Regions from separate parts of the Homo sapiens genome. Here regions 2 and 3 are each linked to region 1. Evidence: chromatin loops called from intact Hi-C (ENCODE). Cell type or tissue: dorsolateral prefrontal cortex. All regions are shown on one strand. Links, peaks and the distances in the headings refer to the core of each region. The heading gives the core; the rest is flanking DNA.

Region 1 (10,509 bases), core at 2,483-7,482:
CTTGCCAGATCAGGGCCAACCTCACCCCCCAATTCACACCCCGTCCACCTGCGCAAACACTGCCTCCCTCCTCTGCCAGGCTGTCTGCCCGTCCCAGCCCTGTCTAACTTGGTTTTAACTTCATTTGTGCCCCTCTCCACCTGGAGTGTGCCTTTGTCCCTTTTAGACACCAACTCCTGTAGAGACGCACAAGGAGGAAAGCAGTGAGGCTGCATGTTCTGTCCAGAGCTTGCGGGTTTCCGGGCCTGCAAGCTCCAAGGGGAGCCTGGGCTCAGGGCACTGTCAGCTGCAAATGGGTGTTAGGGCTCGTCAGGTGACACAGGCAGCAGCTATAGCCCTGGACGGCATCAGCCAGACCAGGCACGGCATCTGGAGACAGACAGCTGGGTATGGCTGGCACACGAGGGAGGGCAGAGGCCCAGGGTCCATGAAAGAGGCCAAGGAGGCATATGGGTCACAGAGGCCCAGAAGAGTCCCTCAAGAGAGGGGACGATCAGCCCTGGAGGTCCGGCCAGGCTTTGGACTTGGCAGGTCATTGGTGATTTCCAAGAGAGCAGCTTCAGTAGCCAGGAAGGGAAGGAAAGCGTGTGGGGCAGTGGCTGAGGAGCCAGCGAACTTCCTTCAAGGCCCTGGGGTCAGAAGCGCAGGTGGATGCATCTGTGCCAGGAGCTTGGTGCTTGTGCAAGAGCCAGGAGCTCCTCTGCCTCTCCCAGCCCACCCCTGCGGTCAGGGTGGGACCACATGATGGGGTTTCACCAAAGAGAGAGGACAGGCGTCACTTCCCACCCAAGACATCAAGAGCAACCCGTGTGCTCGACTCTGTGCCGGGATGGCTGGAGGCAGAGACACAGAGGTGAGGAGGGAGCAGGACAGCAGGAGACCCGCCTTAGCGTGAGACCTGCCTTGGCTGCGTCTGACTGTGTGTGGCCTTTTTAGGGGCTCAGCTTAGATTCTGGCGCTTAATTCTTACTGTGGCACTTCCGAGCCCACCCGACAATTAAGGCGAGCTGGTAGCGAGGGGATGGATTCAGTTTAATGGACGTTTTCAGTTGGTTCTTTGTAAGGTGGGAGAAGCACGTGCAGGCTGAGAGGGGAGGAGCCGGTAGAGGGAGCAGGGACAGAGCTGTCACGACTCGGGAGCCCTGCCCATCTCTAGTGCTGGCTTTTGTCCTGCTCAGGCTGCTGGCTTATTTGCTTTGGGGGACGCCTCCTGTTTGTCCCCATGGTCTTGATGAGGCTGCTTGTCCTCACAGACCTGCCCTTATCCCAGCCAGCCATCAGTCAGGGAGCCGCGCTGTGGGCATGTGTCTGAATGTGCCGTCTGCTCTGTAAAGGATGCTTCTTAGGGTTGCAGATGGACCTCTCTTGTGTCCCCCACCCCTCAGTGTTTAGCAGTGAGCTTCAGTGGGGTTTGAGTCCAATTCTGAACACATGGCAATCCTGCAAGGCAGCTGCTCATCCTGGCAAAAGGCAAGTGGCTTGTTCTACGGCACACAGCTCAGAGGTGCTGGTCGATGTGCGTGGGCTAGTCTGCCCCAAACACAGAGGATGCTTGGCATAGTTTGCCTCTTTTCCACCAAACCCCTGTATTTTGCTCCCATGAATAGCTGACCTGCCCATGCCAGCCTTCCTAGCCCCCATCCTCACAGAACTGACACTGCCTCTCAGTGGTGGCTCCCTTTAGAGGCTCCCAGTAGGCCACAGCTAGGCTTCTTGTGCCTGCCTACCTGCTCCTTAAGCTTACGTATACGTCGTATATGTAAGAATTAACATATGTGTGTGAGTACGTGTGTCAATACTGTGAGATAGCCAAGCCTCCTTCCTCCATTGGGCTCATTCTTGCAACAGTTGCCTGCCTACTGCGGAAAGTCATTTCCCACCCTGGAGATGCGTGTAGGGGATCCTGCTGCCCTCGGCTACCATGCAGGGCCTTCCTCTCGTCTTCTCCCCACCTGTCCTGGGCCCCTTCTCCCGCTAAGTCCATCACATTTGTCCATGTGCACAGTTTGTTCCTCGCTGAGGTGCGCAGCAGACTGTGCTAACCCATCGGACAGTGGCTGCCTCTTGTTTCTTCATAGCAGAACCTGGTTTAACTCAGGGCATGGCCCCAGGCCATGAGCTGCAGTTGGTCTAGTTCAGTCAGAAGTATCCCCTTCCCACATGCCAGTGAATGGGAGAAGTCGGCTAGGGATTTAAGAAAAACGTGCGTCCCCTAACAACAACAAAAAAGACACACGGGGATAAATTTCCTTTTCTTCCTTTGACTGTGGTCTGGGGACATGGTTTCTAGGGCCATGAGGACAAAGGTCAAGGCACAAGGTGGCTGAGTGGAAAGGTGGGCAGGTGATTCTCCACGCAGTTGGCAGCACCAATGTCATTGCCCGATGGGTCCTTCCGCCTCTTGTACAGGGAAACTCAATCCACTGAGACCACGGCGTCACAGTAAAGAAAGAGTTAACTGACATGAGTCCGGTCATGCCATGCAGGACAGTTATCTATCAAATCAAGTCAGTCTACCTGAAGGCTCAGAGGTTAGCAGTTTTCATGGATAGTTTGGCGGGCAGGGACTAGGGAATGGGTGCAGCTGATTAGTTGGGATGCCTTCAGAGGGGTGTGGAAAATGACACTGACTCCTCCTCTGGGTGGGGCCACAGGACTGGTTGGGTGGTGAGTCAGGAGTCCAGGTGAGGTCAAATTGGTTGCCAGAAATGCAGAAGTCTGGAAAGACATCTCAAAAGGCCAATCTTAGGTTCTCTAATAGTGATGTTATCTACAGGAGTAATTGGGGAAGTTACAAATCTTGTGACCTCGGGACAATGGCTGGTTGTCATTTAACTACACCTACATCTTAGCAGAATTCAGGCCTCTCTCAATCCTAACCTTGCGGCCTCTCATTAGTTTTGCAATGGTGTTTTAGTTTGGGGAAGGGCTAGTATCATCCTTGCTTTAAACTGTATGTAGTTTAAACTATAAACTAAATTTCTCCCAAAATTAGCTTGGCCTGTGTGTGCCCAGGAATGACCAAGGACACTTGGAGGTCAGAAGCAATATGGAATCAGCTATGTCAGATTTCTCCTAACAGTGATACTTTTGCAAAGGCAGTTTCGCTAAGCTGACCTGCTTTGCAACTGCCTACCTACTAACTGTTCGTTATTGTAGGTGATAAGCATCCTTGTGGCTTAGCCTCCTTTCAGTTATTTTTTTCTGTTCATGCCACGAAGCCATCCTAACTTTATCCTGACACATCTCCTTGCCCCAGGGGAGCTATGGACAAGGTGCGCTGTTTGGCTGAAGGCAATCATGGCCAAGCTGGCAGAGCTAGCCTGGAATCTTCCAGACAGAGGGCTGGAGGAGGGATGGGGCACGGGAGCACAGATAGACTTTAACTGCCCCCACGTTGTCAAGGAAAGGAAAGCAGAGCGAGAGAGTGGGTAGTGGGGTGGGTGCTGCTTTGGATGGAATGGCGAGGGAAGTCTTCTCTGGTAAGGAGACCACACTGGAGCCAGAGAGAGAGCCACTCAGAGGTCTGGGGCAGAGGAAATGCTAAGTGCACATTAGCAAAAGCCTCATGCTGTAGGGCAGTCCCCAGCTTTTAAAAAACTCTCTCAGCTGGGTGCAGTGGCTCATGCCTGTAATCCCAGCACTTTGGGAGGCCAGGCCGAGGTGGGCGGATCACCTGAGATAATGAGTTCGAGACCAGCCTGGCCAACATGGTGAAGCCCCGTCTCTACTAAAAATACAAAAATTAGCCGGGCATGGTGGGTGCCTGTAATCCCAGCTACTCAGGAGGCTGAGACAGGAGAATCACTTGAACTTGGGCAGCAGAGGTTGCAGTGAGCCGAGATCCTGCCATTGCACTCTAGCCTGGGAACAGAGCAAGACTCTGTTTCAAAAACAATAAACAAACACCCAGCTCTCTCTCAAAGAAGTAAGGAAGCAAAGCAGGCTGATGGAGACAGGCTTCTGGGAGACCCAGCTGCTCAGGTCTGGGCTCTGCCTGCTGTATATTCACTTCTCCTAGGTTCTCTCTGGCCTGCCTCCCATCTCAGCTTCCTTTTTTAAAAAAAGAAAAGGCTAATCTTTGATAAATTCCCACATAATCTGCAATGAACAGAGAAACTCTGTAGGAATGACTTGGTGCTACCCCACCACAGTCCACATCTTGGGACAGCCGCTCAGCCTGGAGCCCGTACTAGAAGGAAGAATGTCGATGTTAAATCTCTCCCTCATTCAAGACAATGTGGCCTCAATATTAGATGCCTTTTCACCTTTATTTTCTGAATGTCTGTTTACATCTGAGTTCACTCGTAGAAAAAGTCTGGGTGAGAGAGTAGGTCGGGGTCCCCTTGGCCCTGAGAACAGCTGGCCAGGCGGAGCCCACCTCTGGTTTTTCTGGCTTTGTGACAGAGTGACCACTAGGGGGTGACATAGCCTCACATGCTGAGTCTGGTGCTGGGAGCAGGTTGGTCCTGCCTGGGGGAAAGCAGCAGGTATCGTTCCTGCCTGGGTTTTTTCCAGTGCGGTTCACCTTCAAATGCGCCTCCCAGACAGAAGAAAGCTGGTGTTAGGAGCGGACAAGGATACCTGCCTGCCCAGGCGTTTCAAAGGGGAGTTGTCTGGCATGGAGGATATTCACCTGCACCACGTTACATGAGAACCTGCTAAGTGCTGGGCCCTTGGGAACGCAGCAGTGAATGAGCCCATCCCTGCCCTCGTGGGGATACCATTCTAGGGACAATCGGTACCACAGGTGGAAAAGTGTCATGTGTCCCAAGTGCCAAGAGGAACAACAGTCAAAGGAGAGGGGCTGCGGGGGTGCTGCTCTATGTGGGCAAGTCAGCAATAGCCTCTGACATGGAGACATTTGGCCAGTGGTGAGATGGAGCCAGGGAGAGGACAGGTGGAGGCCATGGCACGCCTGGCGGAGGGGCCCACGATGCAAATGTCCGGAGGCAGGAGCAGCCTCTGAGCCTGCAGGGAGCTGGTCAATGTGGCCAGAACCAAGTAGGGAGGGAGCAGGTGCTGGAGTGAGGTCAGGGAGTGGGGCGGGGCCTTGCAGGAGAGGTCAGGATTCCAGGTTTTAATTGAGCGATACAGAAAGCCATCGGATGTCGATCGGATGCAATGCAGAGAGATGTCTGGCTACTGTGCAGTAAAGAGATGGTAGAGACAGGGCTGGGGTGAGCAGTGAGGGGTCCCTGCAGTGGATCTGGAGATACATTAGCATGGTCTCCCGCCTCCTCAGAGACCTCCTTCAAGTCTTGCCCGCTACAGAAAGCCTTACTGGATTCTGTTTGCCTTGAGCAATCTGCCAGAGCCCTGAAATATAGCTGTTATTTTAAGTCTCTTTGCAGTCTGTGTTCTCTCGTGATAACTTCCTATTGCCTTCTTGTCTCTTTAAAAATCACATATTGAGCTTTTCATGCACTTGCCTCTTATTTTCCCAAGCTCTTCCAGTTCATACCTCCTCATCCCCCCAGGTCTATCAGTGCCTTCGGGGTTTGGAACCTTTGGGGTACACTGATGGTCACCCAACATGGGAAGAACACCATGTCTCTGGGGACCTTGGATCTCCCTGCTCTGTTTTCCTTTCTGTGGGCTCCCAGCTCCTAGAGCTCAACATGCCTTTATCCTTTTCCCTCCTCCCTCAGATGGAAACAGTTCTGGCAAAAATATTTAAAATAGACATTATAGAACTTAAAGGTGACATAGTTCAGGGGTAGTTGACACATTTATCTCATAACAAAGAAAGAATTCCTAGCATCAAAACCAGATGCCACAGATTCTCTTTTTGGAAGCGACTGTCTTCCCAGAACCCTAAAATCATGCAGTGGTAGCTTTTAGGGAGTGAGACAAGGTGGCCTTTGGCCAGCTGGCCCCCACGGAGCAAGAAATGGCATCTTGTCTGATGGGGGCAGCAGGGCACACCCAGTAACTGCTACTGACAGGATCAGCCCTGCTGGACATTGGGACATTATCTTTGTCCTACTAGAAAAAAAAAAAAGAGTTGAAAATCACTGGCCTAGACAGCCACCTACTTTGATTACACCGAAGGCTACTCTAGGTGATGACCATGGTGTCTGGTAGGGACAAGCACAAAGCAAAAGGTGGAGAATATACTCTGACACCCGGGGAAGATTTACAGCACTGAGATGGTAAAGCGGAGCCGCAGGGCTTCATCGCAGCAGTGGTTTGAAAACGTTTTGACTGCAGCCCACAGTAACAAATCCATCTGATGGCATAATCCAGCACATACAACACATCAACAAAAGCCCTTTTACGAAGCAATATTGACCCTGACTAGGTACTTTATTTTCGATTCTATTGTTTCAGCTGCTTTATCTGACCCACACGGTTGATTTCATGATGGGGTGGCGGGGGCAGTGGTTGCAGTTTGGAAAACACCACCCTAGATGGTCAGAGAACAGCAGAATGCGTCTGGAACGCCTTTGAGGCGAGTCTGGTTTGGGGGGTTCTTAGGGCACAGAGGATCCGCTGGATGGAAGTAAGTCCCGGGTTTCTGCCAGAGATGTGGAATGGTAGATTTTCCCCCTGTCCGTTTCCAAGACTAGCTCACAATTATGACCGAGGTCATGTGTATTTTGAACATCCAAAAGGAATTTAATTTTCTCTGTTTGTGGTTGAATCCGAATCTCCCATTCCACATGGTTGACCCCCACCCTGGAGCGGGCACTGTGTCTCATCCTGCTGCATCTGGGGATCTTTTTCAGAGGATCTGTGCTGGGAGCTGTTTGAAATTCGAATGAGTCTTTCAGAGAAGTTTATTTAACTTGTAAAACTTCAGGTCCTTTCACACCATTTCAGCGTTGGATCACAGACAGCTCTTCCTTTATATCCCAGCAACTTGAGTTTATTTTTCAAATAAAAGTCTGTTTTCCCATAAAATGCCAAAGGTTTTGTGCTTTGTGTGGAGGAATGAGCCCAAGCTTTTAAGACTTTAATTTAGAGCCTCTGAGTCTTGCATTTCCATCCCAAGGGCTCCCGGGGCTGAGGAGCACCCCACTCCAGCTTGCCCCGCAGAACAAACGCCAGGCAGTGGTTCAGCGAGTGAGCATCAATAGGGCCATTGTCCCTAAATATAGAGCAAGACCAAAAACCGGGGGGTCAGACTCGAGTAATTTTAGGACTCCAGCATTTAGGCCTGAAGCTCACCGCTGGTTACTCCCCCGAATCGCAGCGCTGACCCCGTCTGAATCGTCTCCTGCAGATGGCCCTAGCTCAGCTGTCAGCCCGGGTCCTACCTGGAAGAGGGTTACTCTCCGTACTAAAAGCAGATGGAGTTTAATACACGGACGTCACAGTTCTGATTATGTGGCTGCGTGGTTATAAAGGTGAGGAAAGAGCTGAGACGCCAGACTAGAGTTTGGGAAGCGACCCACCGATGAGTAAGGAAAATCCTTTCCCACCCCAGGTGGGAGAAGGGAAGAGGGCGGCGCTGGGAGCCCTGGCGGGGCTGGAACCAGGAGCTGCAGTTGGTCTGTCTGGCAGGAACGGGAGCCAAAGGGGCTGTAGCTATGGTCAGATGTTGCCCAAGGTGTCTCCCTGTCTCCTGCCCAGCGGGAGCCTGGACACATGGCAGCAGGGGTCAGAGGTCAGCCCCTGCATCCAGGCAGAGTAGGGGTGAGGATTGAGCATGAGAGCAGCGCAGGTACCCGCTCGCCTGGAGGCACCACTGAGTCGTTGCGTGTGCCTGAGCCATGTGCTGAGCGGGGTGCCCGAGATGCACCCACAAATCCATCTAGGGTCCCTCCCAGCATTGCAAGGACAGGAAACCTTTGGTGCCTCAGAGGCAGAGAGGTTCCTGGGGAAGCTCTGGTGGCTCCTACGTTAAAAGGAACCCACACTTCCTTCGTTGCAGTCACGTGTGTGGTGTGTGTTCCTGGGGCATTGCTCACATGACCTGTACGTGAGTCATTTTACTCCTCACTTTCAGGGAGGCCACAGGGGCCTGTGGGACTGTACCGATGGTGCAGAGGCGAGACCTGCTTTGGGGGCAGAGGGACCTGTGGCTGCCGGCATCACTGGTGGTCCAGGGGGAGAGGCCTGAGAAGAGGAGGAGACCAATGGGGGATGGGAGAGGAGGCGGGAGAGGGCAGTGGAAGTATTTGTGTTTGCGCACAGGTAGAGACACTGAGGACTTTTCTCCACTTCCACCTGGGAGGGCCCCGCAGCCTCCTGGAGGAACCTCATGGTGTGCACAGGTGATTTATATCATTAATACCAAAGAACACGAGCAACTGCTAAAGTGAGTTGCTTTAGGCACCGGGGTGAAACTGGGAAGGCTCGTGAGGGGCCGTGGCCCCCGTGAGAGTCCCCTTGCTGCCTTGGAAATGACTCTGCCCAGCAAGGAGAGGAGTCTCTTCAAACAGCAGTTGACAAATGTTTCCTGTAAAAAGCCAGATGGTAAATGTCTTAGACTTCGAAGGCCACGTGGTCTCTTTTGCAACTACGAAGCCATAGACAAAGTATAAACTAATGGTGCAGCTGTGTTCCAATAAGTATTTATAAAAGCAGGTGGCCAGCAGGATTGGGCCATTGGGTAGTAATTTGCCAACTCCTGTTTTTAAAACATAAATCCCATCATGTCATCCCCTGTTCAACCCCTTGACGCCGCCCCAGCACATTTAAATGAAAACTCCAAGCCCCACCACACATGGCCTCTGAGGTCCTCTGAGGTCACCCTGGGCTGGCTCTGACTGTGTCTTGTGCACACCCACCCCCTGTCTTCCTCTGCTCAGGCTCATGTCCCCTAGGCCCTCTGCCTGAAACACCCTGAGATGCTGAGCATGTCCCCTAGGCCCTCTGCTAGAAAACACCCTGGAGCCAGAACACCCTTGAGGCTGTGCTGTGCCGTGCCTCCCAGATTCCCGATTCCTTCAAGAATGAGGAACTCACTCCCAGCTGTGGGTGTGACAGACAGATGGCCCTCAGCTAAGGAGCACCACCTCGCCAGCCTTCAGCCCCTCCCAGAGCCGGCCTACGCCCAATAACCGGCCGATGTACATAAAGGACCAGCCCCCGACCCCCGCTCAGGACAGCTCTGAAGGGGCATCCGGGCTTCAGAACTCTCTGTCGGGGCTTCACGGGGTCTCCATCGCCCCTTTGTCAGGCCCAAGAGCACTCCCTGATGTACATCCAACATGCTCATTTCCATCCCAGAGCCTGCCTCTCAGAGAGCCTGCAGCGACCCTTCCTGCAGATAGACACAGGTGGGGTCCCTTCCTTCAGGTCGCTGCTCCAACTTTCCAATACCACAGTGGCCTTCGGAAGGAAGGGAGGCAGGGGAACTGAGGGGACCGCGAAGGTAGGGCCTGGAGAAGTGCTGGGGAGTGAGGTGCAGCTCGAAGTGCTGGAGAGTGAGGTACTCGAAGTTAGGGCCTGGAGAGGTGGTGGGGAGTCAGGTGCGGCGGAGGGGGTTGGGTGGGCGGGAGAACAGGGACTATATGAAGCCAAAGCCCAGCCTCCCTCAGGGCTGTGCCCTGTGAGTTGTACAAAGGGCCCTGGGTCTGTCCCCAGATGTTGCCATGATCCAGAATTACTGTGAGCTTTACCCTGTACCCGACAAAAAAGATTGACTCTGGCTTGCCCAAGTCTGCCCCTAAGCCCCAGTGCTGGCCCAGCCAACGCGGGCACCCTGGGCCCCCCGCTCACTGGCCACAGCTGGAGCCTTCCGGACCAGGGCAGCTGATGAGGTCTGAATACTGGGGCTGAGCAGACTCCAGAAAAACGTGACTCATCTTGCCTGCCCACAAAGAAAGGAAAAGTATGTGCGGCATCCAAGTTTCCTGAAAAGTTCAGCCAACACATTGCAGAGTTATGTGGCCTGGCATCCCGTGTGGTCCCTGGGGACAGCGCCCTCTGGCGCCAGCCTGGAAGACGTCCCCAGCCAGGGCTGGCCTGCACATCCTGTGTCCAGGCTGTTATTATTTGGGAGAAGCCAACGAAAAATTCCCGGAAGAATCTCCTTGCCCTCAGCGAGTTAGAGTCCTCTAGTTCTCTCAGGGCCTGCTTTGGTGATGCTCCCACCTTCGGAGACAGTAAAAGGCAGCACTAACACATGCTCTTACTTAACACACAGGCCCACTGTAGCTCTTTTTCTTTTTTTCGAGATGCGGTCTTGCTCTGCCTCTCAGGCTGGAGTGCAGTGGTGCGATCACAGTTCACTGCAACTCAAGCGATTCTCCTACCCCAACCTCCTGAGTAGCTGCGACTACAGGTGTGCACCATCATGCCCGGCTAATTTTTAAATATTTTGTAGAGATGGGGTTTTGCCATGTTGCCCAGGCTGGTCTCAAACACCTGGGCTTAAGCGATCCTCCTGCCTTGACCTCCCAAAGTGCTGGGATCATAGGCACAAGCCACTGCTCAGCCTGTATTTCTTAATTCCTTTTTTAAAATAACACTTTAGGGCTGGGCGAGGTGGCTCACGCTTGTAATTCCAGCACTTTGGGAGGCCAAGGTAGTGGATCACTTGAGCCCAGGAGTTCG
Region 2 (10,509 bases), core at 3,355-8,354, 380 kb after region 1:
GCGCAACACACATGCCAGAGCCACCGGGCACCCAAGGGGAGCCCTGTGCCCAGGGGCTCGAGGGGCCAGTGGGGCTCAGTCTGCCGAGGGGCCCTGCAGGAGACCCCTCAGCACCCCTCACAGCACCTGAGCGGGGTGCTCTTCAGTCCCTTGATGGTGCCACTTTCTGCATCCATGTGCCCCGGTTGGCCCGGGTGCCAGGAGAGAAGCTGCAGGTGACAGTGTCTGCCGTGGAGAGCTCATCATCTCGCTGCAGAGAGAAGCACCTGCTGCAGGAGCAGCCCCTTCAAGTGGAGCAGCCCCTTCAAGTGGAGCAGCCCTTTCAGGTAGAGCAGCATGCGCTTCATAGTCTTAATGCAGAAGATACTTCATCAGAGACGGCCGGGGCCGCCAGGGATCACCTGCTAGGTGATGGGCGGGTCCGCCCTCGGGCGCGGATGAACAGGTAGGGATTGCACTGTGGGCAGTAGGAAGGAAAGGACGCAGGCGCTGTAACTCCTCTAGGCCAAACCTCCAAACCCTGGGAACCAAAGTGCCCCCGACCCCCACCCCAGGAAAATGGGCCTGTTGGGAGGCAAGCAGATCGGTGCAGGAGAACCCGCAGAAACGGCACCATGCACTGTTCTCCGGGTGAGACTTAAGCACACACAGACCTCGGGGGTGGCCAGGTCTTGCTGCGTCCCGGAGCCATTGGGGCCTGTGGCTGCCACAAGGGGCATACCTACCAGAGAGGACCTTTCCATCGTGCTGAAGGGACGGTTCCGGTGGCGCAGGCCAGAGAACCGCCTTGAGTGCTGCCTGCGGGCAGTGCTGCCGGCCGGCCCTGAGCCTGCACAGACGTTCACACTGACTCCTGCTTGCCGAAGACACTGCTGCTTGGTGATGCTGCGCTCTGGCCTGAGCAGCCCCTCACTGACACGTCAGCTCCAGTCCCCACCTTATCTCCCCACAGCAGAGAATGGAGCATGCATCAAGCCATCCAGAGAAACCCAGTGGGGCATGGACCCAAAACACGGGCGCTGCACTCACTTTGCATTTTTATAGCAACACACATTGGGGTAATTTCTACTTCCATTGCACAGAGAGCTTTGCGAGATGTTGAGGACATAAAGATGGCCAGATGTCCATTTTCGCTCTGGTTTCTGACAGCCTGAGAGACACGGTGAGTGAGAGAGTCTGATCCCCTGAACCCAGGCCTGGTTCCCTTCCAGCCACACCACTGTCGCCTTGCTATGAATGAAGAAACAAGGTGTCTGCTTTTGATAAATTGACTGAGGAGGAGTTGGCTAAGGGAGGAAGGACAGGAGCTACCCATAGGACATATGGGCAGGAACACAAGGACAGGGTAAGGCCGTGATCAGCATCAAGGACACCTGACCAGTTGTGCACACCATTGTGCTGGCATGGGCTGCCCTCACCTGCCTGCTACACGCCCATGCCCACTCCTGCTCCTCTAATGGCATCCAACCTCCCCGCTGTGATCAGCAATCATACCATCCGCCCCCATTCTTCTCTCCCCACAACCCGCACCTTCTGGCAGCCCATGAACATGTCACACTCAGACTGTCCTGCCCCAAATACTATCTTGTTTGTCCCACATCTGGAATGTGCTTTTTCCTCTGACTCCCCAAGGAGAACCCTCCCAGGCCCCCTCCTCTGCAACGGCCTCTCCTCCAACCTCAGCACCGTCCTGCCCCCTCCTCTACCGCCTGTCCGGTGGAGCAGGCCCGGCCCAAGTCTCCATGCCTGGAGGGCAGCCCATTCTGGACATAGCGCATGCCCAGAACTGCCTCCACAGCCGGCTTCCTCTGCGGCTCTCTCTTCACAAGACACGGAAGAGTTTTGGGGCCTGCTGGTGTGGCATTGCTTCTATGATGGCTAAAAACAGCTGGGAAGCTAGAAGACACGCCTGAACCAAGCGCAGGACAGCGATTTGTTAGCCAAAAGCTTAAATTCAGGCCCCAAATCCAAGTGTGGCATTGTGTCAAATGAGGCTGAGACTCCGCGTCACCTCAGCTCACCAGGCACTTCTGAGGCAAACCCTGACAGGTACATTTCAGTCCCCTGCCCAGGATGCACCCCAGCCCCGCTTGGCGTGCGGCATCTTTCACAGCAGATGCCCTCTGCTTCTGAGATCATCCTTCCATCATCTCCTCACAAAACTCAGTGGAAACAGACATCCTGCAATCAAAATGAAGAGCTAGTCACCCAGACACTTTCAACACCTACAGCTGGGGAGGCTGAGTAAATTAATGCAAAATTAGGGTGACAATTTTTGAATATATTTCCCACCTTTTATTTCCATCGGTATCATCCGTTTAAAAAGAATGACAAGAAGATTCCCATCAGTCCAAACTGGACCACCCACACTTTGAAAAAGTTGGAGCATTTCAGCCGGCTCCGCATGATCCATCCTGTCTTCAGTCAGTGCCTTCTGGAAGGGAGGGAAAGTCTTGGATGCACCTGGCACTCAATCCACTCGGCACCTGGCTGCTGCTGTGGTCCTGGGGCTGGAAGGAACTCCCACTGGGCACACATCTACAGAGGAGTGCGTGGCGCAGTGAGGACGGTTACTGCTGGAGCCGACACACAGCGAACTACATACTTTTAGAAAGAGCCTCTGTCACATGGCTAGAACAACAACAACAACAAAGAAAACCCACAAAAAACCTGGAGAAAATATATCTAAATCTCTGATAGGTCTCTTAGCTAGCAGTGAGTTCAGTATGACAGCACAGAGTCTAAAAATATTAATTAAAAATAAATTGCTTTGGTTAGCATTTAAACCTTTCCCATTCAATAGAAGATTTCTGTAATGAGGAATGCTGAATATATATAAAGCCTGACACTCAATCTTGAATTTCGGGGGCGTATTTTACTGAACTAAGAGCATAAAACACTGGCGTCCCAGGCTGAAGCCATTTGCTGCGACCTGGTGTGGCCCCCAAGGCCAGCGCCTCATCGTTATGCCCCACAGCACTTGGAAGGAAGACTTAAAGGACGATTTGAGGGGCGGGGAAAGGGTGGCACAGGAACCCATGTGGCACCCTGGCAGAGATGGCAGCGTGGGAAGCAGGAAGGTCAGGGCAGTGGGTGCAGGAGGCAGGCAAGCTGGGCAGATGGAGCCACAGCTGGAGAGGAAGCGGTCGGGACACCCTTCCCAGGACCCTGCCCTGGACACCTTCCCCAGGACCCCTGTTCTACAGGACCCCTGTTCCTTCCTGTTTCGGGGTAAAACACCAAGCTGGGGAAGGGGTTAGGGACGCAGACCTGGGAGGCAGATGGAACGGCCTGCGCCAGGCCAGAGGAAGCTTCTTCCCCGAGACCACGCATGAAGGCCCTGGGACCCCTCCTGGACTTGTCCCCTGCCCACCCCCTCCTACACCCAAAGAGGACTTGTAATTCAGATAAAAAGTAAGAACAGAAAGAGCTGCATTAGCCTTTTCATAATGATAGCATTTATAAGCAGAAAATTAGCGCTATTTCTGTTCATTATTTAGTTTTTCTTTGTTGCTGACTTCCTATTTTCTACATAGGATAGGTACTCTGCAATAATAATTTCTTCATCTTCCAGAGTTGAGTCAAGATAGTCTTCCTCATGCTCTGGAATGTCTTCCAGTATCTCATTGACGGCCTCTGTCTCCATGTCTTCGTCTGTTGAGGCACTAGAGGTTCCTACAATAAAATACCGCAGGAGTAAGTGAATTATGTGAGGATTGTCCTGGGGACACTGCACGACCACAGTCAACCTCAGACTGTGCCTCTTGCTGGCCACACTGTCCAGGTGGCCGGCCCGGTGACGTCAGGGGACGCCCCCTCAGTCTCCACATCTGCCGTGGCTTAGGGCCACATCTGTTGGCTTCTGAAGACACTTTGCTCTCAATGCGGCCCTCAAAGACCTCAGACCTACCTGCGGAGTCAGAAGGGGACGTGGCTGGCGGGGACAAAGAGTCTTCTGGCGACAGCGGCAGCTCGGGAGGCAGGCTTCCTCCGTTGTGAGCAAGGGTCTGGGCGGCCAGCTGGACGTTGCCTCTGAACACTCTCAGCGCAGCTTCGGCCACGAGTGCATCAAAACCCATGTACACCAACTAGGGGAGAGCGCAGGGGTCACAGCATCAGCCCCTGGCGCCTCTTCTGCCACCCCCGTCAGCCATACGAGTGGACAGCCGACTCTCATGTTTAAGAGCTCCCGGCGTGTGCACCATGGCCCTTTGTGCACAAGTCATGCTTCTGTGCAATGTGAGCGTAGAGCAACCTGGAAGGGGGCTTGGAAGACTCAAGTCGGGTGCGTCAGGGAGCAGCCATCTCAGGACAGGCAGTGACCTCGGGCTGAGAGCAGGGCGCCACACCAGCCTCACCACGAGCACCGCGAGGTCAGTGGCCACAGCATACAGGCGTGCTAACGCGTGTAGGGGCACAAATGTGGACAGAGCCGTCACTTGGGATACAAAGCTGGATGGGTTTCCCAGGTCACAGTGCCATCCTTTTAGGTCACAGGCAGAGAAATGAGGCTGATGCAAACAGTGGTGCATAGACAAAGGCAGCAAACCTAAAGAGAACTTCCTGACACTTCCCCAGTTTTCCTGCTTTCCAAGGAGGCCTCCCCTGCCCTCTGTTACTGCGTGGGTGGCCTCTGAGGTGGGCAGGTTACACCTGGAGCCTGGGAGCCAAGGTTTCAGCACGGACTCCCCCAGTCCTGCTGCCTGATTCACCCGGGTTACCCCAAGCAACCCCACCCGAGGCTGTCCAAGCTGAGGGCACAAAGGCCTGTCACTCACTCGGTCAATGTTTTCCTGGGAAGGACTTTCTTGACGGTTGTCGGTTTCAGGATTGGAATCATTTAACCACCACATCTGAGGATTGCTGAGCAGAATCTAAAACACACAGGAACACCCTTTACCCATCACTAAGAACTCTTCACACATTCAGACAGGCGCTGCACCCTGCCATGTGCTAGGCAGACCCCGCCGTCCTCTGCTGCTATGAGGCAGAGAAAGGGGCTCCCACTCAGGCTGGTGTTCACAGAAGGCTTCCAGCCAGAGACCAGGACAGCTGGGGTTTGAAGGAGGAGCAAGACTAGTCAGGGAAAAGATCCCTTCTGTTAGAGCAGGAAGGGATGGAGAGCAGGTGGAAGCAGCATCCAAGAAAACAGGTTTTGTCAGAGCTACAGACAGAAAGGTCTCAAGCAGCTCAGGGCTGCCTGATTGATCTTTGAAAGCGTCATGCCCTCTAGACTTAAAATGTCAGGCAGGTAGTAGGGTTATTTTGACCCTTGATTTCTTCATCACACAATACTTAATCTTCAAAGACCCTGTGGAGACTTTCCTTTCCAACACTCAGTACTTCCATTTTGACTGGAAGTATTTTTGTGCCACTCGTATAATTCACATCTATTTTGAGACCCATCAGTCCCTTCGAATATTCAGAATTTCCCACCTCTTAATATTTCTCCAACACACAAAAAAACGAACTAGATGATATTCAAATAAAAATTTAAAATTTAACGTATATGTTAAATATACATGTACATAGTTACAAAAGTACTGACTTGTGGAGCCTTCCGGGGAACAGGGCAGGGATAAGAGGCAAAGGCAGGGTGGACTCCCCGTGCCTGCTGCACCCACACCCGCCTCAGCAGGGCAAACGAGGACACCTGCCCTGCACCCCACCCCCTCCAACCCCATCTCTGTCCCCCCAGCCCCGCCCCCAGCACGTGCACAACCTAAGCCAGCTCCTACCACTCTGCTTCCTGCCCGCCGCGCTGCCCCAGCATCTGTCTGGACTGCTGCCTCCACACAGCCAGCCCCCTGCCTCCTGTGCACCCCCTCGGGACCCCTCACCACGTGTGCTCTGAGTTTGTCTCTCACTGACCTGCGGGGCCGAGAGGGCAGAGGGTGGTTCCATGCCAAGCTGCTGAGACGCAGCGCAGCACCTGCCCTACTGAGGATTCGATATGCTTCTCCAACACAGGGAAGGAAGTGGCCCAGGTAAAGTCACTGCTGTCTGGATCCCAACCTGCTGTCACTCCTGAGGGGTTCTTTGAAAAGCTCTCCCTTTGCCAACATGTACGATGGACTAAATAAATAAAACTAGATACTTACATTTAAAATTTTAATGCCAAACAATTATACTACAAGTTGAATTCCCATTCTCTTTTTTCTGCCGTGGAAACTGCCTGTTTCACTAAACTCTGCTGCACACAGAAACCCTACACAAAGTCCTGGCCTGTGGACTGTGCTGGTGTGGACAGGCACCACGTTTTGGAGCCAGGCCTGGGCCAAGCACTGAGCATGGGGCCTCACGTGGCCTCACGCAGCCTGTGTCTGGGCTGGAGCCCAGGAGAAACCTGCCCTTCAGATCCGGATGACGGGGCAGCCCATAGGAGTGAGCCCGGGAGGATGCTGGAGAGCCATGGAGGGAGCTCTGGGCAGGACCCACTGCTCAGGGACAAGGCCAGAGGCCCCGAGGGAGCTGCTACCTTCAGGGCCTCATCCAAGTTCCCGCTGGCTGCGTGGAGTACCTGCTGGGCCGCGTGCGTGGAGTAGCCCATCCCTTTCAGAAACCTGATGTTCTCGAGGCGGCGTCTTTTCTTCTCTTTTTCCTCCTTCCTTATTTGGGCCAGTTCCTTTAGGAAAACAGCAAAGTCCCATCCCAAGTTAGGGACTGAGATTTCACAGCCTCTCAGTCTGCGCTCTGCAGGATTCTCCGCATTTCCAGGCAAAGCCAAAAAACCAAAGCAAAGCACAGGGGGCCCTCTTTCTACCTCTCCTCACCCAGCCAAATGGCAGAGGTGCCACAGAGGCAGAGGGGTGGTGGAAGTGCTGCTTCTGAGGCAGGCAGTGGAAGTGAGATGCCCGTGGGGCAGGAAGGAGGTGCCTCGCCAGCCCCGCCATCCACCATCCGGCATCAGGATGGGCTGCTCGCCAACCCAGCACTCCCACTGCAGAGGTCGCGGGTGTGAGGTGCATGGATTCTCTTCTAGGAACCAGGTAGGAACCGGGTAGGAGAGCTTCTGCACGCGGTGGGAAGGCCTTCCAGCCTTCGATGAATCGCCCAGGGATTCAAGTTAAAATGTGATGTGGAATCAGGGGCTCCTGGGCAATGCCAAAGCTGGTGACCCGCCCCCCACAGCCTGGGGAGCAAGGACTCCAGGGCCTTCTGAGGCCTGTCATTCCATTCGGAACCCACAGAGTGCCCAGAGACAAAGGTCATCTAACCTCTTGGTTCTCAACCCTGTTTCTCAGAGTTGCCTGCTATTGCTGCAGGAGCGCAGGACGGCTGCAGAGGGTTCTAGTCTCTTCACCTCTCCCACCCAGGGCCAATCAGGAGAGTTCCCAATTTATTTTGTAAACTAGTATCCCCATAAAAATGTCATTTAAAAAGGGGATTTTGCTGCTTAAAAACAACAACAACAAAGCAAGTTTGAAAACCAGGAATTTAATCCAACCTCATTATTTTCCCAACAAGGAGACAGAAAGCTTTCAACAAAGTTAAGTGACTTGCTACATTCTCCCAGGGAGACCAGCCCCACCATCAGCAGCAGCGAGGACGGGGGAGAAAACAGACTCCTTCCTTCCAGAGACCTGATCCTGCCTCCTGCCCAGCCCAGGCAACAGGCGCCTCCCTGCATTTTCCCCACAGCAGGAAAGCGGCCTCATCTCTTAGGAAAACAAAAGCATCATCATTGTGGAACCAGACTCCACAGGCCCCACAGTAGGAGCAGGCAGAACAGAGTGGCTGCTGGAAACATCTCCAGGGATGAAGACATCTGTAGACTCATGGCCTGTCTCTATCACAGGAGAACCTCCTGGTGTGGCCCTGGAGTGCCCACAGCGCCAGCTCCCTTTGCTTCCCCTTCAGCTGCACCAGGCCTGTCTCATGCCCCCATTACGTGCTCTACCTCTCAGTGGCCAGTCTCCCCCAGCTCCAGCCCCGCTGCACAGGGCAGCAGGCTCCGTCATTCCAGTCACCTACCTGAAAGCCCGCAGCAGCTCCTGACCACCTCCCCACACTGAGGCACCAGCTCCTTATTCTGCTACTCAGGGCCCCCACTCCCTGGCCCCAACAATGCTTCGAAACTGACCTTATCCTGCCACACCACCCCAACCACACATGCCAGCAGGAGTCTTTCATACCACTCACATTTGCACTTTTATTTACACATACTCCATGTAAAATGCCTTTACTGGCCCCATCCTCTGCTTTCAATACAGTTTCTTCCATTTATATTCCAAAAGGCTAAGAAGCGCACCTAACATCCAAGCACAGAGAAGGACGCTGCCAGCCAGCGGACCTGGGCATTACCTAACACAGACCTCACACCAACTGGGAGCTTCGAAGAATACTTCCTTTCATTACAAATGTCTTAGTCTGTTTCCTTTTAATCATGTAAACACATGTGAGAACATTATTTTCTGAAATTTCTCTTTATACTAAGATGAGTTAGAAAGATAAAGTAGATCAAATCAATGACAGTGAGTACTGCACTGAAGTGGCTACAGTTAAGTAGAATCAGATCTCAAGAGAGAGGCACTGTATGGTCACAACAAGCTGGGATGGCCTCTTAGGAAGGCTACGTCTCACGGCCTGGCCATGCCGAAGCATGATCTGTGAGCTCCGTTTCTACAGCTGTTGCTTTTCTCAGATGAGAAACTGGTCTGTACTCAGGGCCATATTGCACAAAAAATATAAACTTTTAATAATTATGTATTAAAGGCTGGGTGCAGTGGCTCACACCTGTAATCCCAGCACCTTGGGAGGCCAAGGTGGGAGGACTGCTTGAACCCAGGAGTTTTGAGACTGGCCTGGGCAACATGGTGAGACCCCATTTCTACAAAAAAATAAAAATCAGCCGAGAGCTCTTGGCAGGAGGATCATTGGAGCCCGGGAGATCAAGGTTGCAGTGAGCCATAATCACGCCACTGCCCTCCAGCCTGGACAAGAGAGCAAGGCTCTGTCTCAAACAAAAACATGAACGAATTGTTTTACATTCAGCTCAGTCAGATGCTCATACCTAGAACGTTGGAACTCCGAGGGCAGCAGATTTCTCTTGCTCATCTAAAGCTCCGATAGGAGCTCACTTTCTGTGGGACATTGTTTTTGTCTTTCCAGCACCCATTCTACCCCTCCCTGAGGTGTGGGAGGCTGCTCCAGCTCCCCAGGTGGCCCCTGAATGGGCTAAGGTGGCAACCCTCTATCTCTTGCCACAGGCCTGAGCCAGTCTTGGCGTTCCTCCAGCCTCAGTGACAGGTTCAAGGCTGCCCAATCACAAGAAGCTCAGGATTTTCCCTGAGGATTCTGGGACACAGATTATGGCCCTTGTTGTGACTGGATGACACTGATGACATGGGGTGGGGGGTGGGGGTAAAAGACAGACCTCAGGTCCTCAGTGACATCAGTAAGCCACTGAATGAATCACCTAACCCTGAGACCTATCCTACTTCTGGACTTTTTACAAGTAAACGGCCAATAAATCCCACCACATCCCTTGTTTTGATGTTTAGGCCATTTTGGGTTTTTTGTTGTTGTTGTTGCTTTCAGCCAAAGGCATCGTAACTAACAACATCTGTTGGGTGGAAGAGGGAGAAGGATCAACTGCACTATATACACTGGTTTTTTTATTTGCATTTTCTCCAAGGGCTTTTAACTTCAGAAATGTACAAGTGATATGACTCCACTATACTTTAAAAGACCACCTCTGAGCAACAGCTCTTCCCATGTGTAAGATGAGAAGTACCTGTCCTGTGGCCTCTCGGCTGGTCACAGGCAGAAGTGAATGACATGAGTGTGACAATGTTTTATGAACTATAGTCTTATACAGTGATGAGAACTGTTTTCCAAATGATCTCATTTTAAAACACTAGCTTTCCAGATGCTAATAAAATCTTACTTCATTCTCAGTAAACTATCGCAAGAACAAAAAACCAAACACCGCATATTCTCACTCACAGGTGGGAATTGAACAATGAGAACACGTGGACACAGGAAGGGGGACATCACACTCTGGGGACTGTTGTGGGGTGGGGGGAGGGGGGAGGGATAGCTTTAGGAGATATACCTAATGCTAAATGACGAGTTAATGGGTGCAGCGCACCAGCATGGCACATGTATACATATGTAACTAACCTGCACATTGTGCACATGTACCCTAAAACTTAAAAGTATAATAATAATAAAATAAAATTAAAGGAAAAAATAAATAAAAATAAAAATAATAAATTCTTACTGGTAGTGGAGTAATAGTAAAGCAATAAATCAGTATCAGCAATGTTCATTTTTCTGTTAGTACTGAATTAGACCATGTAAAACTCAAACACACAGAACTCAACTTTTCAGCTGGTCGCAGTGGCTCACACCTGTGATCCCAGCACTTTGGGAGGCCAAGGCGGGAGGATCACTTGAGGTCAGGAGTTCGAGACCAGCCTGGCCAAATTGGTAAAACCCCATCTCTACTAAAAATACAAAAAGTAAAGCTGGGCGTGGTGGTGGGCACCTGTAATTCCAGCTACT
Region 3 (10,509 bases), core at 2,915-7,914, 440 kb after region 1:
CCCATCATGGTGGCCCCTAGGGCAGCAGGCTGCAGGGAGAATGTCTGTTTCCTCCCCAAACCCTCCCTGCAGTGGCCAGCATGATGACAGTGGCCACTCCAGATGGCCTATCACTGCCCTCAATTATATGCCCTGCATCTGGCTTCTCCATGCATCTCATGGCTAAGCTCGTCATCCTGGAATTGACTCTCACAAACTGGGCAAGCAATATCCAGGATCCTACAACCCTACTCTTCAAAATCTCACAAAAGTAGGACTAGTTAATTAGTATAAGTGAAGCTATGCAAAGAACATTTCTTGGGTGGAGGAGGCGATCAGGAAAAATGGATAATAATGATAGGCAGCAAGCAGCTACTGAGCACTTTCCATTTGCAATCTCACTGAATGCTTACAACAATGCACACAGGTAGGGTCATTATTATCTCTGTTGAGGCAGAGCAGAAAGGAACTCACCCAGGTGGCCCACCTCCCTGTTGAAGCAGTGTGTTTAGGACCTGTACCTTCAAGCTCCACATGTGATGGTGCTAGAGCTGGTCCAGGGATGGGCTTTGGGGTTTGGAAAGGATGGGGCCAACAGCCTCATCTGGGCAGACCTTCTGGGGTCAGAGATGTATTTGAAACCAGTCCAATTTTCCCATATAACTGATGTTTTTGGTCTCTTTTAAATAAGCATACAAGTTGACCCTCCCAGTCTTAAAATTTAAGAAAGTTACAGTTGTCTTATCTGAGTTCCTTTCTCAGGAAACCAACCACCAGGCCTCCTGGACAGTGTCAACAAACCAAAACTTACCAGATCCCCACCTCTGGACAATGAGATGCCAGACCTCTAACCTGTCGTGTTTGCCTAACAGACCACCTGCTGCCTGTTGATGGATTCCCCCTTCCTTATCATTTCTTAATTCCTGTTTTCTTGCATGTAGTTACATCTTTTTCCTGCTATATAAATCCCCTATTTCAGTTGGTCAGGGGAATGGATTTGAGACTGATTGCCCATCTCCTCGGCTATAGCACCTAATTAAAGCCTTCTTCTTTGGCAATACCTGTTGTCTCAGTGATTGGCTTTCTGTGCAGTGAGCAGCAGGATGTAGACCAAGCTTGTACAACCCACTTTATTTAGTTGTTGTTGTTGCTGTTGTTGTTCTATTTTGTTTTGTTTTAGGCCTTTAACAGCCTGAAGCCATGGTTTTTAGTTTCTGTCTCCAGGGATGAGGAAGGGGCTTTACTGGCCCAACCAGAAAAAAAACTAAGAACCCATGACTGTATGTTTTCCCTTGGACACCCCTGACCTAGACCAAACCCCTGGCATTTCAGTAACATATTCTGTCACTCTTCCCTTCCCTGTCCACCTACAAAAGGCCTCACTAACCGTCTCTCAAAGCTCTGCCCAGAACCTGTGCTCAACACCTGGGCTGCACCCTCGTTCTTACAACATTCACAAATTGCCCTTATATTTTATGCATACGTGTCTAGTTTCTTCACCTAGACATAAGGACATAGGGACCAGATCATAGGTTTATTTGTGCTGTATAACAATATACTGTAATAAAAGTTATGTGAATGTGCTCCCTCTCTCTCTCAAAATACCTTATATCTTACTCAACTGTACTCACCTGTTTTTAGAATGTGGGTAACTAAAACCTTGGAAAGTGAAACATGGATAAAGGAGAACTACTGTCCTTTCCTTATAGGGTTAAAACCAAGGAAACTTCCTTATCCTGAGAGCTAACCTAGCCCTTTCAGGGATTTAGTTTCATGTCTCTCTTCTGATTTCTTAGAGGGTCAGATAAACAACTTAGTTTGTGTTTGGTGATGTGGAACTTTAGCATGAGTGACTCCATTTTGCTTGTCTGTTGGGGTCTAGCACAGAAGTTCAGTCCAAACTGACGGCCTCCCATAAATTTTTTTTAATGCCCTGCAGTGTCTGAAGGCTAGTCATCAATAACTGAATCATGTTACATTCAGCTCAAGCAATTAAGGTGGTGGTCAGGTGCATTTAGCAAAACCTAACAACTATCATTTCAGAAAATACAGGTTTTTTTGTTTGTTTGTTTTTGTTTCTTTCCCAGAGGTGTGCAGTCCCTCTGGAGAAAGCATGTGTGCTGCAGGGAAAACCATGCACGGTGGACAGCATGGCCTTCCACCTGCATCACAGTCACATTCTGATTCCAGGCAGCTGTTTCACAATTCTGTAACCAACGGTAGGAAAAATAGGCTTACCCTCTACCTGCCACTCATTTCAACATTCCTTCACACCACATGACTCCACATGAATTTGTGCTTCTTGACTCCTCTCTGTTTGTTTTTTGTTTTTGTTTTTTGAGACACGGTCTCACTCTCTCACTCAAGCTGGAGTGCAGTGGTGTGATCTTGCTCACTGCAACCGCCATCTCCTGGGCTCAGGTGATTCTCATGCCTTAGCCTCTGAGTAGCTGAGACCACAGGTGCAGGCCACCATGCCTGGCTTTTTTTTTTTTTTTTTTTTTTTTGTATTTTTTGGTCAAGACAGGGTTTCGCCAAATTTCCCAGGCTGGTCTTGAACTCCGGAGCTCAAGCAATCCACCCATCTCAGCTTCCCAAAGGGCTAGGATTATAGGTGTGAGCCACTATGCCCAGCCTTGACTCCTCTTTTGAAATGGTTATATCATCTGCCTAGTTTCCACATGAATTAAATAAAACCTTTAACAGTGTTCATTTTTAACCTGAAGAAGAGTCATGGTTTTACTTTTTTCCCTGAAATTTGTCTTTCAATGCTTCTGTGCCATGGACAACAGATAGCAACTGCGCATCCAGGCATCGTGCTTGTGGTTCAGACCAGAGGAAGCGGGGAGGGCAAAGAATGGAAACCACTTGCCCACCAAGTCTGCCCATTTTTGTCAGGCAAATAGTAGTAGCTCGTCCAGAATCCCCATCCCTTAGACTCCCTCACACCTGACTGCCTAGAAAAATGCCACATAGACACTCCTAATTGCAAGGGATCTTGGGAAATCATTGCCTACCCACTACAGGAAAAAAAAGAAAAAGGTAATCTGTGAGCAAGGAAGAAGAGAATGGGCGCTCAGTAGGCAACCAGGCTGCATCAACAAGGACCCACTCCAGACAAAGCTTTAGACAGAGCTTCAGATGACCTCGCTCTTGTGTGCACATTCCCCCATCCTCCCATCCGACCTCCTTACCCCCACCCGTGCGCTCATCTTGAAGCCACTAATGACCACGCTGCTGCAGCGTCTAAGTGATTTATCCTCATGTAGCCGATTTTTAGTGGGGTACCCCCAAAGGAGTAGTACAGAGGAGTCCGTGTTAGGGACAGAATTGCTGTCATCAGGACGGCTTGTAAGGGAGCTTTGGTGGGAGCTGGGAAAGAGGGGCGTCTTTCCTTCCTTCCCCACTCCACTGGCCGATGCCTGGATTACCAGCAGATCCCTATACCACCTGGATGCAAGGCTGGCCCAAGAGAAGATTTGCTGAATATCTTGAGAATGCTATTTGATACATTTTTCTTACTTTTTCATTATTAAAATTGTTTTCAAATAATAAAATAAAATGAGAGAAGAAAATGAGAAAATTATATTTTAAGTAATTTTCCTTACCTAAAATAGAACCATTATAACATGTTAAAGTTTTCCAGAGTTTTCTCTCTAATAAGAGCTTTTCTTACAGTCATCATCCCAGGTGTGCAAATTTTTAACCTATTTTTTTAATTAATGTATCCTAAGCATATTTTATTTTATTTTATTTTATTTTATTTTATTTTATTTTATTTTATTTTATTTTATTTTATTTTATTTTATTTTATTTTATTTTATTTTATTTTATTTTATTTTATTTTATTTTATTTTATTTTATTTTATTTTATTTTATTTTATTTTATTTTGAGACGGAGTCTCACTCTGTTGCCCAGGCTGGAGTGCGGTGGCAAATCTCGGCTCACTGCATGCTCCGCCTCCCGGGTTCAAGCTATTCTCCTGACTCAGCCTCCGAGTAGCTGGGATTACAGGCGCCCGCCACCACACCCAGCTAATTTTTTGTATTTTTAGTAGAGACGGGGTTTCACCATGTTGGCCAGGCTGGTCTCAAACTCCTGACCTCAAGTGATCCGCCCACTTTGGTCTCCCAAAGTGCTGGAATTACAAGGCATGAGCCACTGTGTCCGGCCTTAAGCATCTTTTATGTTATTTCATACCTTCATTAATATAACTTCAGTAGCTACTTCATATCTCCCCACGTGGACATAACCATAGATTAGTCAATCGTACCCTATTACTGGTCATTTAAGTTTGTATTAGCTAGAAGACAGACTTACCTGTAATCCCAGCTACTTGGGAAGCCGAGGCACAGAATCACTTGAACCCAGGAGGAAGAGGCTGCAATGAGTTGAGATTGCACCACTGCACTCCAGCCTGGACGACAAACTGGAGTGAAATTAGCAAAAGTGCAGGAAGCATTGATTTTTTTTTCTTTGAGACTCTGTCTCAGAAAAAAAAAGTCTCACCATCAACATCTATAATAATAAAGAAAACGAAGAACTAGAATCGATGTTTATAATGCGTCTTACTCTAGCACAGAGATACGTAAGCTAGGAAATAAAAACAACTTCATTCACCTCATTGAGAGATGCATTTCCAATAAAAACGTACTTTTTATGTTTAACAATTGTTAATTAGTTTGTCACATATTTATTCTGTTTTAATCAAATATCCATAATGGTGATGATAACTGTAAGCAGAAGGTAACGTTTCCATAATTACAGACCTGATCACAAAGGTACCGCTTCCTTCAATTTCAATGTATAAACATATTTTCATTGCTGAGAAGTATGAGAGGTATAAGCCATATGACTTTCACACATAACATATATTAGGATAAAAGTTTATGAGGGAGGTGGATGGAAAGAATGGTTAAAGAACTCATTTACGTATGTTTAAATGGTGGGTGCCAGAGTGATACGATGCCTGCATATCACTGAACACACAGCCAAGAGTCACATGTTTTATTTTCAAAATATTAATATTTTTAATAAGCTGGAAGTTGCATGCTTTTCAGCCATTAAACCTGGAGGAAAATTTTTAGGTGCAAAATGGAAAACTCTGAGGACACAGCTGTTAAAAATTGAGCAGTACCCCACCCGCCTCGGGATCTTCCTGAGTCTAGGGCTCCCTCTGGTGGTGAGACTCAGAATTTGTGTTAGATCACAGCCCCGGAGACCTGCCTAGCAAGAATTAAAAGCACCACGTTCTGCAAGCCAACCCCTTCCTTCTTGGTGTGTTTCCTGGAATCGTCACTGTAATTTTTTTTTTTTTTTTGGTTTTTGAAACGGAGTTTCTCTCTGCCCCCAAGCTGGAGCGCAGTGGCGCGATCTCGGCTCATTGCAACCTCTGCCTCCAGGGTTCAAGCGATTCTCCTGCGTCAGCCTCCCAGGTAGCTGGGACTACATGCATGCGCCACTAATTCTTGTATTTTTAGTAGAGACGGGTTTTCACCATGTTGGCCAGGCTGGTCTCGAACTCCTGACCTCAAATGATCAGCCCGCCTCGGCCTCCCAAAGTTCTGGGATTACAGGCGTGGGCCACCATGCCCGGCCTGTCACTATAAAATTTGACCATATTGGCCCTCTAAGCCCAGAACCTTGAGAGAATAGTACACTGCACCCCTCATCAAGCCAGATCCTCCATGGTCATTCATTAACTTGACGGACGTCTACTGAGCACCCACTATGGGCCAGGCACCCATTTCTAAAAGCCCTCTGTATCTCTCTCTAAGAAGTGTGAAGAAGTTCCTAAACAAAAGAGGAACCCAACACGAATTAACGACCACAGAAATTCACCAAAAAATTAAAGTGACCCACAAACGTTTACAAAGAGGTTTATCCCCTCCAGTAATTAAAGAAACACAATGAACCACAAGAAATCATTTGCCTGCTCCTAAGCTGGGATAGGTTTAAATATCTGATAATATCCAAGGCTGCCATGGGTGGAGGAACCGGGAAATACATGTCTTCATACCTTGCTGGTGAGGATATAAACTGGTACAATTTAACGGACTACGAAGAATATTAACATTTTTTCAGTTCATGCTTTTGACCCATGAATTATTTTAAGGCTTTCGTCGGGACCCTGGCCCAGCCTGCTGCTGAGACCGTCAGGACCTTGGTAAGATGCGCTGGGGTTAGAGTATCTGAGAGCCCCTCTCCTAACTGCTGAAAAGGAGCGAGTTCTCCAGCCTTTGGTTACATGTCCCCAACCAATGCCATTTTCTAAGAACAGCCTCTGTGGCTCTGCTCCCAGCACAAGCTTTCCTGTGCCAAGAACTGGGAGGCGGCCGGGGCAGTGGGGACTGGCGCCTGACTCAGCCTCCTGGGTCAACGGGTGGGGAGCGTCCCGGGGCTCAGGCTGCCTCATCTCTCTCCACCCCTGCCCCCCTTTCCATCTCACACCCACACTCACACTTACAAACACACACACTCATACCCACAGTCACGCACACACCCACACTCACGCACATGAACTCATACACAACCAAACACACTCATACACATGCAGTCATACACTACTCCCCCTACACCACACACACACTCACAAATACACATTCACTCACACACACCAAACACCCATACACATACACATACACCACTCCCCCACACTCACACACACTCTCACACACACACCCCACACACACACGAACTCACACACACTCATACACAACCACACACCCATACACATGCACTCACACACCACTCCCCCACATCACACACATAAATACACTCACTCATACACACCCACCAAACACCCATACACATGCACACACACTACTCCCCCACACAACTCCCCCACACTCACACTCTCACACCCTCCCCACACATCCCAAACTCACTCCCACACACACGAACTCACACATGCTCATACACAACCACACACACCCATACACATGCACTCAAACACCACTCCTACACCACACACACTCACAAATACACATTCACTCATACACACCCACACATACCCATACACGTGCTCACACACCACTTCCCCTACATCACTCACACCCACCCTCACACACACGCATTCACTCATACACACCCACACACACCCATACACATTCACTCACACCTCTCCCACCCACTCACACACAAACTCAGTAACACATACCTTCACACACTCATATACACCCACATACATGCACTGACATACCACTCCACACTCCTCTACACTCACACACACACATCCCCACAACCCACACTCACACATATCCACACCCACACTCACAAATACGTTCATTTATACACACCCACACACCCATATACATGCAGTCACACTACTCCCCCACACTCACAGCCACACACACCTTCACACACTCATACATTCACACACCCACACACATGCACTGACACTCCACTCCCTCACACTCTCACACACACCCCCAGACATCCACACTCACACATTCACACACACGCACACACACCACTCCCTCACACTCACACCCCACACACATCCACACTCACACAAACACACACATTCACACATATATACACACGCACTCACATCACTCCTCACACTCGCACACACACACCACCCCCACACATTCATACACACAGAGACACACTCACCCACACACATTCACAAACTCTCACACACATTCACACACTCATATCCACACACACCCATACTCACACATGCACTCACACACCACTCCCCAACAGTCAGACACTCACAAACACACATAGCCCCCACACACTGACACACTCACTCACACTCTCACACTCACACACACCCTGTGGAAGACTAGAAAGAGCCCTGGACTCTAACGTGACACCAACATGGTCTTGCCTCTCAGGGTCTCAGGGGTCTGCCTCGCTATGGGCCTCAGTTTCCCCACCTACACAAGGGGATTGGACTAGATGATGCCTCTGAGCCCCCCCGCCCCAGCGTTAATTCTAGCTCTGCCCTTCAAGGAGGTTATCATCTAATAGAGGAAGCAGGAGATGCCCTCCAAGTCATGCCACAACGAACGTCTTGAACCCCCCTAAATGGAATGCTGGCATATTCCACTCCCAAATACACAGTCATGTGCTGCATAATGATACTGGCCAATGACAGACGGCATACATGACGGTGGTCCCATAAGATGATGGGACCCATACGATTATACCGTACATTTACTGTACCTTTTCCATGTTTCATTATGTTTAAATACACAATACTGGCCGGGTGCAGTGGCTCACACCTGTAATCCCAGCACTTTGGGAGGCCGAGGCAGGAGAATCACTTGAACCCAGGAAGCGGAGGTTGCAGTGAGCCAAGACTGGGCCACAAATACAATATTAGGAATGAAAATAAATATTACTAAGAATGAGAAAAAAGTTATAAATTTTAAAAAGTAAAAAATACCACAAACATTACAAAATCCAGAAAAATAAAATATTTTTATTAATTAACTGTCTGACACATATCTATAATTTTTTTTCATTTTTTGGCTATAGGCTCTTTAATTGACTCTTTAAATGACAACAATCTTATCAGAGAAATTAGAAAGACGATCTTTGCTCTAGCATGGTGGGTTAAAATTTAGCGATTTATTAATTTAGAAAAGTTTCTTTTAGCTTCTGTGCCAGTTGTCAACTTATTGTATCTCAGCTCCTAATACGTCCCTCATTGCCTGACCTCCTAGAATTGAGCTGAGCCTTGTAATTAGTTGCCCTTTGCCTGCAGCTGCATGTCAAGCTTTGTCAGTAGAGGGCGCTGAAGAGACACGGGAGGAGAAAGGGGTTTCTCTTCACTGTCTGGTGCACTCCTCTTGGGAGGCTCCTGCTGCCCATGAGGTTTCTCTACACCTGCTCCTGCAAGGCACCCGGCTTCTGCAGTGTCTGGCAGCTCCAGCAGCATGTGTGGCTTCTGCAGCACCAACTCCAATTCCCAGGCACCAGTAGCTTTCTCTGGAAGCCCCCTGGGCAGCTTTGCAGGAGTTTGTGGCCACTAGGGCACTGTCCTGGGAATTGCTTCCCCCTGCATTTTCTCCTGTGGCTTTGCAGACTGTTCTGAGACATGACGTGTCACTGTGGGTGATTCCTCTGATACCCCAGAGAGCAGATTTCCAGCTGCTTCTGCCAACCTGGCACCTCAGTGACTTCTCTGCCACGATCTCTCCCATCAGGTCTGGATCTCAGCCGTGGCAGGGACCTTCTTCTGGGGTGCTTTATCTCAGCCCTAAGAGTGATGGTTGTGCCTCTATCTGCCATTCCTGCATTTTTCAAGAGTTCTCTTAACTTCTTTCTAGCCAGGCCTTATTACTCCAATCCCCTGTTAAAGTCAATTCTTTTTTCTTTTTTCTTTTTTTTTTTTTTTGACTGAATTTCATTCTGTTGCCCAGGCTGAAATGCAGTGGCACGATCTCGGCTCACTGCAACCTCCGCCTCCCGGGTTCAAGCGATTACCATGTCCCAGCCTCCCAGGTAGCTGGGACTACAGGCATGCACCACCATGCCTGGCTACTTTTTGTATTTTTAGTAGAGATGGGTTAGCCAGGCTGGTCTCGAACTCCTGACCTCAAGTGATCCACCAGGCTCGGCTGGGTGGAGTGCTGGGATTACAAGCGTGAGCCACTGTGCCTGGCCTAAAGTTAATTATCTATGGGAAACATTCCTTGTACAAATTATCGTGTGGTTTCTGTCTCCTGATTGGAACCTGGCTAGTACAGCTTTACTGCCCTCTGTTGGTCATAATGATTGTATATCTGAAATATTATTTTCAAATCTGGGAAAATACCTGTCAAGTTTCATATATGAGTTTTAAGATTCCAGGGCATTTCATGGGTTTTGTGCTTAGTGGCTACTCTTAAAAACCCTTTGAATGCATGGCAGGGTGTCCTCTGTGACATGGTGCTCTACAAACACTGTTGCCTCAATGTCAGCATTTCATGTCAAATTGTAAAGAAGTTCCATCCTTTTCCTGTATGTTCTTAGGATTCACTCATTGGTTTATCAAAGAACCCAAAAGCTTATTCATTGTTTCTATTCAAAATGTATCATTTCTCCTGAATCAATTGCTGCTTTTTATGTGATTGGAAAGGGTTTTGTTACAATTTGCTTCTCAATGTCCAAATAACCTCTATCAATTTTATCTGTCATCTTTATTACTTTTGTTCCAGATTTCATTAATTTCAAATTGATGACAAAAGAAGGTATCTTGTACAACCAAATCTAGAGTCTACAGTTTCTCACTGGTTTTATTACAATGTTGCAAAACAATTTTTTAACATTGTAGCTAAAAGGTGGTATTCAAGTTTTATCAAATATACCATTCCCATCAAAAAAGAAGCCTGGGCAATATAGTGAGACTCTGTCTCTACAAAATAAATAAATAAATAAATAAATAAATAAATAAATAAATAAATAAATTAAATTAGCCAGACATGGTGGTGCATGCCTGTAGTCCCAGCTACTAGGGAGGCTGAGGTGGGAGGATCACTTGAGTCCGGGAAGTCGAGGTTGCAGTGAGATATGATCATGCCACTGCACTCCAG

What was found. A loop is a pair of places that touch in the nucleus more often than their neighbours do. Peaks named below come from ENCODE experiments on the same cell type or tissue, not always from the same donor. Only the 100,000 strongest peaks of a DNase experiment are listed, where the experiment ranks them.
Region 2: a loop joins it to region 1, with 2.4 times the contacts of the local background. A loop is called at or near these places in 79 of 110 quality-filtered maps.
Region 3: a loop joins it to region 1, with 6 times the contacts of the local background. A loop is called at or near these places in 23 of 110 quality-filtered maps.

What each region holds. Positions count from the first base shown.
Region 1 is chr7:151,753,637-151,764,145 of GRCh38, reverse strand. All of the region lies in intron 3 of PRKAG2 (protein kinase AMP-activated non-catalytic subunit gamma 2), which reads left to right. Among named protein-coding and RNA genes, the nearest start is that of PRKAG2-AS2, 47 kb to the left of the region's middle. RefSeq lists enhancers at 4,127-7,283, 8,472-9,253, 7,519-10,509. In dorsolateral prefrontal cortex, for the core only: CTCF peaks have their summits at 4,212 and 4,419 (motif pointing right); a DNase peak (open chromatin) is centred at 4,425; H3K4me3 peaks cover 426 bases; H3K27ac peaks cover 2,396 bases.
Region 2 is chr7:151,370,213-151,380,721 of GRCh38, reverse strand. NUB1 (negative regulator of ubiquitin like proteins 1) reads right to left here. Exons shown (of 15, transcript NM_001243351.2): 12 at 6,479-6,625; 13 at 4,779-4,874; 14 at 3,911-4,088; 15 at 2,273-3,675. The coding sequence ends at 3,497. It also overlaps a transcript of WDR86 not described here. Among named protein-coding and RNA genes, the nearest start is that of NUB1, 34 kb to the right of the region's middle. In dorsolateral prefrontal cortex, for the core only: no CTCF peak of the experiment used is centred there; a DNase peak (open chromatin) is centred at 6,285.
Region 3 is chr7:151,309,890-151,320,398 of GRCh38, reverse strand. No RefSeq gene overlaps it. Among named protein-coding and RNA genes, the nearest start is that of NUB1, 27 kb to the left of the region's middle. In dorsolateral prefrontal cortex, for the core only: CTCF peaks have their summits at 4,945 and 5,147 (motif pointing left); DNase peaks (open chromatin) are centred at 3,948, 5,158 and 6,328; H3K4me3 peaks cover 669 bases.